3 separate regions of the Homo sapiens genome follow, and regions 2 and 3 are each linked to region 1. The links are chromatin contacts, found by Hi-C in ENCODE. All regions are on one chromosome and are shown on one strand. The core of a region is the stretch at or near the end of the contact, and the rest is flanking DNA. Distances in the headings are between cores, read along the strand shown. Region 1 holds the start of CIC (capicua transcriptional repressor). Region 2 holds the start of PLEKHG2 (pleckstrin homology and RhoGEF domain containing G2). Region 3 holds the start of GEMIN7-AS1 (GEMIN7 antisense RNA 1).

The links. A loop is a pair of places that touch in the nucleus more often than their neighbours do. Pooled maps may share reads with other maps.
Region 2: a map of naive thymus-derived CD4-positive, alpha-beta T cell shows a loop between it and region 1 (6-fold over the local background). The contact joins the promoter of PLEKHG2 here to the promoter of CIC in region 1. A Hi-C loop is called at or near these places in 2 of 168 maps with a recorded cell type or tissue (ascending aorta and naive thymus-derived CD4-positive, alpha-beta T cell) and 12 of 50 pooled maps.
Region 3: a map with no recorded cell type shows a loop between it and region 1 (21-fold over the local background). The contact joins the promoter of GEMIN7-AS1 here to the promoter of CIC in region 1. A Hi-C loop is called at or near these places in 2 of 37 single-sample maps with no recorded cell type and 6 of 50 pooled maps.

What each region holds. Positions count from the first base shown.
Region 1 is chr19:42,267,653-42,271,139 of GRCh38, reverse strand. CIC (capicua transcriptional repressor) reads right to left here and starts at 1,888. Exons shown (of 21, transcript NM_001386298.1): 1 at 1,759-1,888. RefSeq lists enhancers at 180-229, 2,389-2,898.
Region 2 is chr19:39,410,824-39,414,310 of GRCh38, reverse strand. PLEKHG2 (pleckstrin homology and RhoGEF domain containing G2) reads right to left here and starts at 1,642. Exons shown (of 19, transcript NM_022835.3): 1 at 899-1,642; 2 at 116-246. The coding sequence starts at 224. TRI-TAT1-1 (tRNA-Ile (anticodon TAT) 1-1) reads left to right here and starts at 2,051; the gene lies at 2,051-2,143. RefSeq lists silencers at 551-610, 721-790, 801-940, 1,471-1,830 and enhancers at 2,041-2,090, 2,101-2,200, 2,611-2,700.
Region 3 is chr19:45,088,783-45,092,269 of GRCh38, reverse strand. It overlaps GEMIN7-AS1 (GEMIN7 antisense RNA 1), which reads left to right and starts at 1,879. Exons shown (of 2, transcript NR_134887.1): 1 at 1,879-2,201. It overlaps GEMIN7 (gem nuclear organelle associated protein 7), which reads right to left. Exons shown (of 3, transcript NM_024707.3): 3 at 752-2,163. The coding sequence starts at 2,155. The coding sequence ends at 1,760. RefSeq lists silencers at 536-720, 2,421-2,594 and enhancers at 829-878, 489-1,483, 1,484-2,479.

The sequences.
Region 1 (3,487 bases), core at 639-3,138:
ACCAAGTCACAAAAAGGGTGGTGACTGGGCTGTGATATGAGCCTTTCTCCACCCCCCCACCCTCCCTCTGCCCCTCTGGGCAGCCTGGCATGGCCAGGCACTGTGGGAAGAAGTGGGCAGCTGAGAGTCCCGAGGGACGGCTGCCCACTCTGCTCTGCACCCTAGGGCTGCCAGGTACAGCCATCTCCCCAGATCCTGGCAGGGAGCAGGCAGGGGCATGTCTGGGGCAAGAGCTCATACCCAGCACTGCCACGGGGCCGTGCATGAGCACACGCACGCGCACAAACACACACACACGCACAGAAGCACGCACACGTCATCACACAGTGGGACACAGAGCTACACCCCAGGGTTTCTCTGTCCCACTGGATGGGAGCCTGCTCCTCCCCCCACAGCACCCAGCGTGATACCCGCAAGCCCAGCCCCCCTCTTCTTGCCTGCATGCATCCCCGCCCTGGCTGGGCTGGCTCTGGCAGGGTGGCTGAGTCGGCTAGCCCCCCGCAGGCCCCCAAATATGCCCTCCAACTCCAAGTGGGGATAGGTGGGATAAGGTCAAAGAAAGCAGGACAAGCCCAACAGGCCAACCTCACCCACTTCCTGAACAGTCATTACTGCCCGCCCCCTTTCGAGCTGCCCTGAGAAAAGAAAAGGGGAAAAAACTTTACTCTGAAGTGACTAAGAGAACCTGAGAGGCCAAAACAGAGGCCTCTAGGAGGGTTGGGGGACCCAGAACCATAAGCCAAACACAATGAGAGGCAACCCCGACTCAGTCTTCCAGCTACTGGGGGACCCTTGACCTCATGCTCTCTCACTAGGGGCCTGCTCCTCCTGTGGACCCTGGAGTCCCAGGCCTGCCCTTTCTTGGGCCAATCCTGGGGTCCTCACAGGCAGAGCCTGGAGGGCGTCCCGGGGCTGGCACCCAAATGCCCAGAAGTTGGGCAGCCATCACCACCTAATACCCGCTGACCCACTAGACTACCATGTTGGGGACTGAGATCTGGCTCCAGTTTTTTCCAAGCACAAACCTTTGCATACCCCACCCAGGGCCTACAACTATGCCGCCTGGACCCCTAGACCTTGCTGCCTGGCCCAGCCTCTCTTCGCCCCAGAGCTGCTTTCTTTCCCCTAGGGCCTACTCTCTTCCTGTCCACCCTGTCTGAATAACTCCCACCCAAGCCCCGGGGGCCCTCACCTTCCTCAGATCTGAGTAGTAACTCCCGGAGCCCAGGCCAGCCCAGGCCCTGGCTCTTTGGGGTCTCATACCCTCTGTTCCCATTAGCCCTCCTGGCACCAGCTTCTCTGACACTCTCTCTCTCATCCTGTCACTACCTCTATCTCTACCTCTCGGTTAAAATGCCCTAGGCCCCCTCCTGTCACCCCCTCCTTGTCACCCCCATTTATCTCTGTCACCTATTCCTCCCAGTCACTGTCCTGTCAGCCATCTCCGGACCTGTCACCTTCTCTCCCCATCACCTCTCCTTGTCACACTCTCCAACTCTGTCCCCTCCCTCTCCCTGTCACCCTGATCTAGTCCTGTCACCCCTCCATTCCTGTTACCCTTCTTTGCCCACCACCCCCTCCCCCAGTTACCCTTTTTCTGTCAAACCCCCACCACTTCCTCCACTCCCTCCTCCCTTCCCACCATTCCGCCCACCCCTTTCCCCCTGTACCCCCTCCCCGTCCCTGCCACCTGTCCCCTCTCGGCCCCCAGCCCCCCGGACCCCCCTTTCCTGTGTCAGCCCTGGCCCCGCCCCTCACCTTGGGCTCGGCGGGGTTTCGGGGCGGGGGGCCGTGGCCCCGGCTCGGTCCGGTCCGGTCCCTCCCCGCCCCCCCTCCGGCTCTCCCTCTCGATTCTCCCTTTTTTTTTTACTCCAACACACAAAATGGTGAATGGACCTGCAACAGCTGGAGCAGCCAGCCAATCAGCGATCACAACCCCACTGACCGGCGCCAGCCTAGACCAATAGATATCCGCAGACTGGTCGGCTCCGCCTCTCGACGACGAGCGACGCTCGCGGCGACCAATTGGGCCCATCGGGCAGCGCTAGGGGGCGGGGCCAAAGTCCAAGACCGGCCTCCCTCCGGGACCGACACCAACCTGAGCCTACGACTGCCTGATCTGCCTAGGGCCCTACCCTACAACAAGTGAAGGACACCAGTCGTGTCCAATTGCAGGCCGTCTTAGTTCCAAATGACAAATACAGTACCCAGTCGCCATGCAGCCTAGGCCGGAACCCAGCCTCTGTGAGGGACAGTAGCCAATGAAATGAAAGGAGGAGGGGCTAAGGGACGGGTTGTCCAATGAACGGAGGTAGAAGGCGTGGCCCGAACGTTTGTTGACCGGCTAGTCGCAGTTCCTGCTGGGAACCGTAGTCTTCTCACGTCTTCGGCCCATAGCCGACAGTACAAGGCAGACTACAACTCCCATGTGACAGAGTGCTTGGAGCACCAAAGAAACCCGGCGAGGAGAAAAAGTCGAAAAGGGCAGTTCGTCGTGAGTCTCACTGGACGCCAGGAGTATCTTAGACCCAGGGCCCCGACTCACCCGTATTCCTGGCTCTGGCGTCGCCGGTGGCTCCTCTCAGTGGCAGCGGTAGCGGCACGAGGGGGAGGTGCAAGGAGCAGCCAACCGCCACCCGCGAGCCCCGCAGCCAATCAGCAGCGGCCGGGGCGGTGCAATGACCTCACCGGTTCTACTCTCTTACCCCTCCCCCACGTGGTTGTTGCTGCCGGTAGACGGAGTAGGGAAGTTTGGATTGGGGGAGGGGAGGAGAACCAGTGATGTCACCTTTCCCCTTGTTGATTGGCTGCCGGGTGGCCGGGACTACGACCAATTGACGGTCTCGAAAAGTCTGGCGCGGCCCCGCGGAAAGCCCTGTTGCCACCGGGAGGGGAGAGAACGCGCGCTTGTGGGGTGTCGCGCGCTGCAGTATAGGCAACGCGCGCGGCCTGGGGCCCGGGGGACAGGTCACCTCCTCCAAGAGTTTGACATTTAGGACAGCGCAGTTTGACAGCCCACTAGGCATTGGGGCAGGGGGCCGAGATGACGAAATGCAGCGCTTCTTGGGGCTTCGCACTGCATTACGTGGAGAGCTACACTTTGTGGGTGTACGCCCCTGACAGAGGCAGATTTTTAAAGATCCCAGGGGTAGGAGGGTATCACACTGGAGTGGAGGAGGACAGGGAGATGCCCTGTTTGTAGTAGATGCCTGCTGCCCAGATACGGGTTTACAACCAGATGGTGAACCTGTCTGCAATGCATCTATGCCCTCCACTTTGTATTCGCCCTGGTCCGAGGCTAATGGGAAGCAATATGGGTACGCTGGCCGCAGGGAGGCTTTCTTTTGCCTGTGACAGGTTCAGATTCCACACTGGAATTCACACCACTTGTGAGGAAACTGCATCCAGTCTATTGCAAGTCATACTGTCCATGAAACACTCAAACTACGTGTGAAAGAATGTGCTAGGGCATAGAGCTAGTTCATAG
Region 2 (3,487 bases), core at 393-2,892, 2.9 Mb after region 1:
CCAGACTCGGAGCTTTGTGCGAGTTGGCCTGGGGTTGTCTCCATCACCCTGCCTTGACAGCATTGCCAAGGAATAAAAGCCCCACAGGCTCCGCCGCCCCTGCCTCTAGGCTCACCTGTCCGAGTCTCACACACGGTGCCACAGTCACACACTTCACCTCTTCGGCCACACCCGAGGCTTGGGCTAGGTTTGGAGAGGCTCAGTCCTTGGGCTCCCTCAGGCATGGCTGAGCGGCCCAGCAGAGTCCTGCAGAAAGAGCCCCTTCTTGGATATCAGGACCCCATGGGCCTCTCCGCCGCCCAGACTCACAGATGGGGGCTGGGAATTAGGAGCGTGGTGTAAATCCAGGGAGGGGCCCCTGGGAGTAACTAATGGGGGAGGCACAAAGTGACAGAAAGAAGGGGACAAGGAGAGAGAACCTGGCGAAAAAGATGGAAAGGCTGAGACAAAGAAGAGTGAGCGGAGCAGGAGGCGCAGAAGCTGCGAGTCCCGTTTGTCTGGGGCCGGAGGCTTAGGGATCCTGGGAACGTTTGGGCTCCAGCTGGAGCGGAGGGCGAGGGGCAGGGCTGGGAAAAGCCGTGGGCGGGAGGCCGCGGGGTCCCAGGGGAGGGCGGAGGCTGGGGGACCGGATGCCAGGGTCCTGCAGACGGCTCCCTCCCCCGCCGAGGGCTGCGCGCTGGGGCGCTGGCCCCGAGCCCTCGCACCCCCTCCGGCCGGTCTCTCCGAACCCCGATCGCCGTCCCCACAGCCACAGCCTCCCCAGCGCCTTCCCACACCCCTCCAGCCCCCAACTCCCGCCGGCGCCTCGGCTCGCCCCCCGCCGGCACGCCCCCTCATTGTTCAGCAGTGGCGCCGCCCCCTCCCCCAGTCCGCCTGGGCCCCTCGCCTCCCCCCTCACCTCCCGGGGAGCCTCCAGCCCCGGCTCGAGGCAGCCCGGCTCCTGCGCGACCCCGACGCGGTCCCCAGGGAGGTGCGGAGCCCAGACTCAGGGGCGTGAACTTCGGGCTCTCAGGCTCCAGGAATAGAATCTGGGGTCTCTCGGAGACTGGGGTCCCGCAGTCGGAATTTCTCAGTGTTCTACGTAGGGGATGCTAGGAGCCTCGACTCTGGAGTCTCAGATGGCGGCGCTGGGGACCCACATTCCTAAGTCTTCTAGGTAGGGCCGTGGGGTGGGGGATGGATTTCTGAGTTCCCCTAATTCTAGGGGCAGGAATGAAACTCCCTCCAGGTGGGAGCACAGGGGGGTCCCAAAGTCCTGGGTCCCCTTGAAGCGATGGCCGCTGCAGCCCGAAACTGGTTGGGGCGCTTAGAAGTCCGGATCTCAAGTTCCTCCAACGCGGGGTCTTGGGATCGGAGCCCTGGAGGGAGTCTGCGGTCCTGGATCCTGAGTTCTTGAAACGGGGATACGGGGCGCTCGGCCTCCAGGGTCTCGCGGGGTGACGTCCGGGCTCCCGGCTGCTCCAGGAGGGGGCGCTGCGCACCTGGATGGCTCAAGTCCTCCAGCCTGGGCGCCGGGGTCTGGACCTCGGGGTCTCTCAGGATGCGGTGCAGAAATTCCGGACGCCCGGGTCCGAGCCTCTGGACCCCTCGGGCTCCCGGCTGGGTGTCACGGGGCTCGTGTGACGGCGGCGGCGCCACATCTGGGGCGGGAGAGTCCGATCCCAGCTGTGAGGCGGGGGGCGGTCGCCCGGGGCTTCCCCTCCCCCGCTGTCGCCGGGGCTCACATCCTGTTCCCGCCTGCGGGGGGGGGAGGGGCTGCCTTCCGGCCGACCCGCCAGCGAAGGGTTAAGACCCCACCCCTTGTTTTGAATATTCATGAGGAGGCGTGTCCTTCTGGTAGGCGACACCCCTACATTCCAAACGCCTCGCGGACTTTTCCCTTTTACAGCAAGGGCCGCGAGGCGTGAGAATCCGGAACTGGCAATGCACTGTCTCCTATTGGTCAATGCAAAATGTTTAATTTGCATATATAACACAAGGCGGGGCCCTCCGGTGAGGTCACGTGGCTATGAACCACTGAAGAAGACCCCGGCGCAGGGGTGCGGCCGGAGCTCCAGTGGCGCAATCGGTTAGCGCGCGGTACTTATATGACAGTGCGAGCGGAGCAATGCCGAGGTTGTGAGTTCGATCCTCACCTGGAGCACTTTTTTTCCCCATCAGTTTTTATAAACTTACACATCTAATAAACCAACCAAAACATCTACATCACTTAGATGAATGAACGTTTCTATCTTTTGAATTATTGGGCTCAAAAGACTCCTAGGGCTTTGGCGACGGTCCTTTGGGTGTTCTGTATTGTAGGGAGGTGCCGTTTCCGTCCCAGCCACCAGGTGGGGGTATCGTCTCTTATTAGATGCTCTGGGCATGGAATTGTGTGCAAACAGTTTGACTTCTGTAGAGATGTGGGTCCTCGGCAAACTGTATATGACTCTGCCTCCTCTGTATTTCTCTGTCTTTTTAATGCCTCCTTTACAGATGAACATAGCTATCTGTCTTGGAGTTTTCGACCTCTGTTGAAAAGGAAAACTATGTTTTTGAGTCGACTTGTTTTTTCAATAAATATTGAACATTCACTATGCCTGGCTTCCTTTAGCTGTGTGTAATACAGCAGTGAACAAGTAGTCCCTGCCCCTGAGGACGCGACATTCTAGTGGGGAGGCAGATTGCTGTCAACATAAGAATTAAGTACATTTTAATGTTAGGTGGTGATGATAAATGTCATGGAAAAAGTCGAGCAAGGTAGGGAGGATGGGGTAGTTGGAGGTGGGGTGTGGATTGCAACAGCAGTGGTCAGGGAGGATCTCACAGAGAAGGCAACTTTTGAGCAGAGACATGAAGGAGGGGAGTGAGCCATGGGGACACCAGGGGAGTGTTCAGGCAGAGGGAACAGCTAGTGCAAAGCTCCTATGGATGAAGCAGACCAGACTTGGTAGAGCAGCTAGGAGGCCAGTGTGGCTGGAGCAGAGTGGCCAAGGGGGAGGGTAAGCGATGGGTGCCAGATTGTGTGGGCTGTGGGGAGGACTTCGGACTTTGACTTTTATGTGACCTGACTCAGGTCTCATAACAGGCTTCCTTTGGTTGTCTCGTGGGGGAGTGGAGAAAGGAGAGACTGAAGGCAGGGGCTAGAGCAGAGACTGGGGCTGGGGCTGCTATGAAGATGCAAATGGCAGACGATGTTGGCTAGGACCAGGGTGGGGGTCATGGTGGGGGCAGGTGGATAGTGGATCTATTTTGCAGGTGGATCAGACAGGATTGCTGTTGGACTGGGGTGTGGATTTGAGAACAAGGTGTCAAGGGATACTCCTGGGTGTCTGGCTTAAGCCCTGGTAGATGGTGAGAAGTGCCGTTTTCTTATATGAGGGATTTTTTGGGGAAGGGGCAGAGAATCAGATCTGGCTAAAGGAAGGACCAGAGATGTTGTTCTTTCAGTCTCCAAGACTGTTTCTGCAAATGTCTCTTCACTGCTTGCTCTTGGTCTCTGCCCCTC
Region 3 (3,487 bases), core at 630-3,129, 2.8 Mb before region 1:
GTGAGCCGAGATCGTGCCACTGCACTCCAGCCTGGGCGACAGAGCAAGACTCCGTTCCCCCCCCCCCAAAAAAAACAAAGGAAATAAATGAAAACATTGAGGCTAGACTAACTGATGAAGAGTGGTAACGGCATGAAGAAGTCGAAAAGAAAGGCGGATAGGAGCTGCATTCAATATATGAGTGCAGTTGATGGATGCTGACAGGGATACTCTGGAGACGAAGTCTCGGCCCCTTCGCTAGTCTCTAGTCCTCCATTTGCTCGCTGCAGTTACATCAACAGCTCTCTGTATCGGGGTAGAGTTGCATAAAATACAACTTAAATTACAATGCTAAAATAAATATGAGCCCATGAGCGGTATCATAGGCCTGATTTTAAAAAACAAAACCTAGGAGAAGGTAGAAATTCCAAAGGCGAGAGACGAATCTGCCAACCTAAATCCTGGGTGACAAGGCTGGTGGATCACCGAGGCAAGAAAGAACCAGCGTGAGCTCAAGCCACACCCCTAGGCTCAGACCCAACGCTTGACATTCGCCGCCGCACTTTCGCCACGCTTGCCGAAGCGCACCCGGCTAACTAGAGGAGGCGGGGCTGAAACCATAAAAGGGAACTGGGGCGGAGCGAGCTGCGTCGTCGCCAAGGCAACTCGAGAGCTAAGTCCGGGCCTCGGCGGAGCCGGCGCTGCGAATGGACTGATGGCCGCTGAGGCTGCTCCTGGCGCGGTTCATCATCGGCCGCCGCACTTTCGCGACTGAGACGAAACGACACTCACCTTTACTTAATGGAAGGCTTCGCTTACATCCTGAACTTAAAGGAACTACAGAAAGGGACAGAAACTGCTTTCTTTTTAAACAATGCGCTGAAAGGTTACTAGTGATAGGAGGCTTAGTGAAGCGCGTGATGTGAACGGCCACGCTGCAAGGCTGGAGAGAAAAGAGGAGGGAGTGAAGTTGCACCCTGATCGCGAATCCTCGGCCTTTTATCAGGGGCGCCGCCACTCGGGGTCCGACCATTCGCCTCCAACGAGGGGACAGCGAATCTGCTGTCGTGTGCAGTCCACAGCAACCACAGGTGGGGCAACAGGAGGAGCGCTTGGGCACGACCACGTGACCCAGCACGAGCCACCGCCCGCCCCAAAATGAAATCAAATCCTAATCTCCCAATCCCGGCATGCCGGTCACTCCAGCCTTTCCAGGAGACTTGCGGCCGTGCAGCCCCTACACCTTTATCTGGACTCCTGTCGTACTTGGCCCAGCTCCACTGGATTCAGCCCTTGGATAACCACCCTACCAGCCCCTAAAGATGACTCCATCCCCGTCGGTATAGTTAATTAAAGAAAAACAGGAGTCGAATTTTCCTGGGGTAACTGGTTCTTTAGCAGGAGGGGAGCACTGGGGAGTATCTTCAGGGTGGCTGGACTTTGCAGCCTCTTTAATAACTTCCCCCTGTGCAGGTTGTATCCTTTATCACCCCACCCCGATGCCCCGGTCTTCAGGAAATGGCAGCAGGCCCATATTTCTGTAGGGTTCAGAGTTCTGTGAGGTAGAGCATTCCTTCCAATGGGATCTTAGAATTCCTAGAGTTGCAGAATTTTACTGACTAGACCCAGGAGGTCTCAGGAGTCCAGACTTGCTTAAAGCTTGGCTCAAAATTCCAAGGGAGCTCATAACTCCATGGGGCCCAGAGTTCCTGGCTCGGGAACATTGGGAGGCCTGGGATACAGTGCCTTAGCCTCAAGCAGAAAAGTGAACACAATATCTTTATGGCTTGAAGGTATATGAAATAATGTCACTACATCGGAGCAGCGCCTCTGCTTGCACACCTATGGGAGTCTGCAGCTGTGACACGTAGAAGTTGGCCACATCCAGGTCGGTGGCTCCAAAGTGGGCGGCCACACGCACACCCTCGTGCAACGTGAAGCTCACCTGATGACCCACCATGGCCAGCAGGCTGCGGAGGTAACGCTCCCGAAGGGCGGCTCGTGCCCGCTGCTCCTGGGATTCCAGGGATTCTTGAGCTATGGGACACTCCTGGATTTCAGGAACCTCTGGCCTCAAGGGGGCTCTGCGTCCATCAGGGGCAAAGCCACGGCTGAAGCCATCAGGGCCCCGGGGCAGCCGGAGCACAGGCACGGGAATGTTCACTGGAGTTTGCATTGTCTTGGCTGTTGAGTGAAGAAAAAGAGCAGGAAGTCATTACATGGTAAGCATGGGGCTAATGGAGGAGGGAGGAGTGGAAGCAGAGGCTGGTCTACCAGGCAGCTCCACTGCACCTGCCCCAGACTGATCCACCCTCCTAAAATCTGTGCCATCGTCCCCCAATGGCTTGGATCAGAAACAAAAGTGTCACATGCACAAAAACATGAGCCCCGTGAAGGCAAGGACCTTTGTCTGCTTTTATAATGTTTTTATCTCAACTTATAGGCAATAAATATTTGCCAAAAGATGAACCTGGCCAGGCATGGTGGCTCATGCCTGTAATCCCAGCCCTTTGGGAGGCCAAGGCAGGAGGATCACTTTGAAGCTGGGAGTTTGAGACCAGCCTGGGCAATATAGCGAGACCCCATTTCTAAAAATATATATATATATTTTACATTAGCTGGGCTACTCAGGAGGCTGAGGGAGAAGGATTAGTTGAGCCCAGGAGATGGAGGCTGCAGTGAGCTGTAATTGTGCAACTGCACTCCAGCTTGGGTGACAGAGTGAGACACTGTCTCTAAAAAAAAGAATAAACCCCAGCTTTCTCTCACACACAACCCACCCAATCCATCAGGAAATTCTATCTTCTAGATAGATTCCCACTCACACATGAGCTAGCTTGAAAGGGCTCCCAGTGGCCAAATCTGGAATTATTTGAACAATACAATAATGATAGTTACAGATTATAACCCACTGGATAAAACAGAAATCCAGAATCCATACCAATAATAAATAAATGAATAAATAAGGAAGAGAAGGAAAATATAATCCTTACTGTAGACTGGCAAGTAAATAAATATAAAAGGAATAGATGCAAAAATGTGTGGATAGGGCCGGGTGCGGTGGCTCACACCTGTAATCCCAACACTTTGGGAGGCCAAGGTGGGCGAATCACTTGAGGTCAGGAATTCGAGACCAGCCTGGTCAACATGGCGAAACCCCGCCTCTACCAAAAATACAAAAATTAGCCGGGTGTGGTGTCATGCGCCTGTAGTCCCAGCTACTCGGGAGGTTAAGGCAGGAGAATCATTTGAACCCAAAAGGCGGAGGCTGCAGTGAGCAGAGATCGCACCACAGCACTCTAGCCTGGGCGACAGAGTGAGACTCTGTGTCAAAAAAAAGAAAAAAAAAAAAAAGCATGGATGGGAGTTTGATGAAGTATAAGGTATCTACATAGTCTTAACAGACTTATAAGATATTCATTCACTGTAAAGGGCAAACACAAATTTATACTGGAGGAACCTGGTATGCACCCCCTTAACTTAGTGATCAAAGCCAACATCTCCAGGA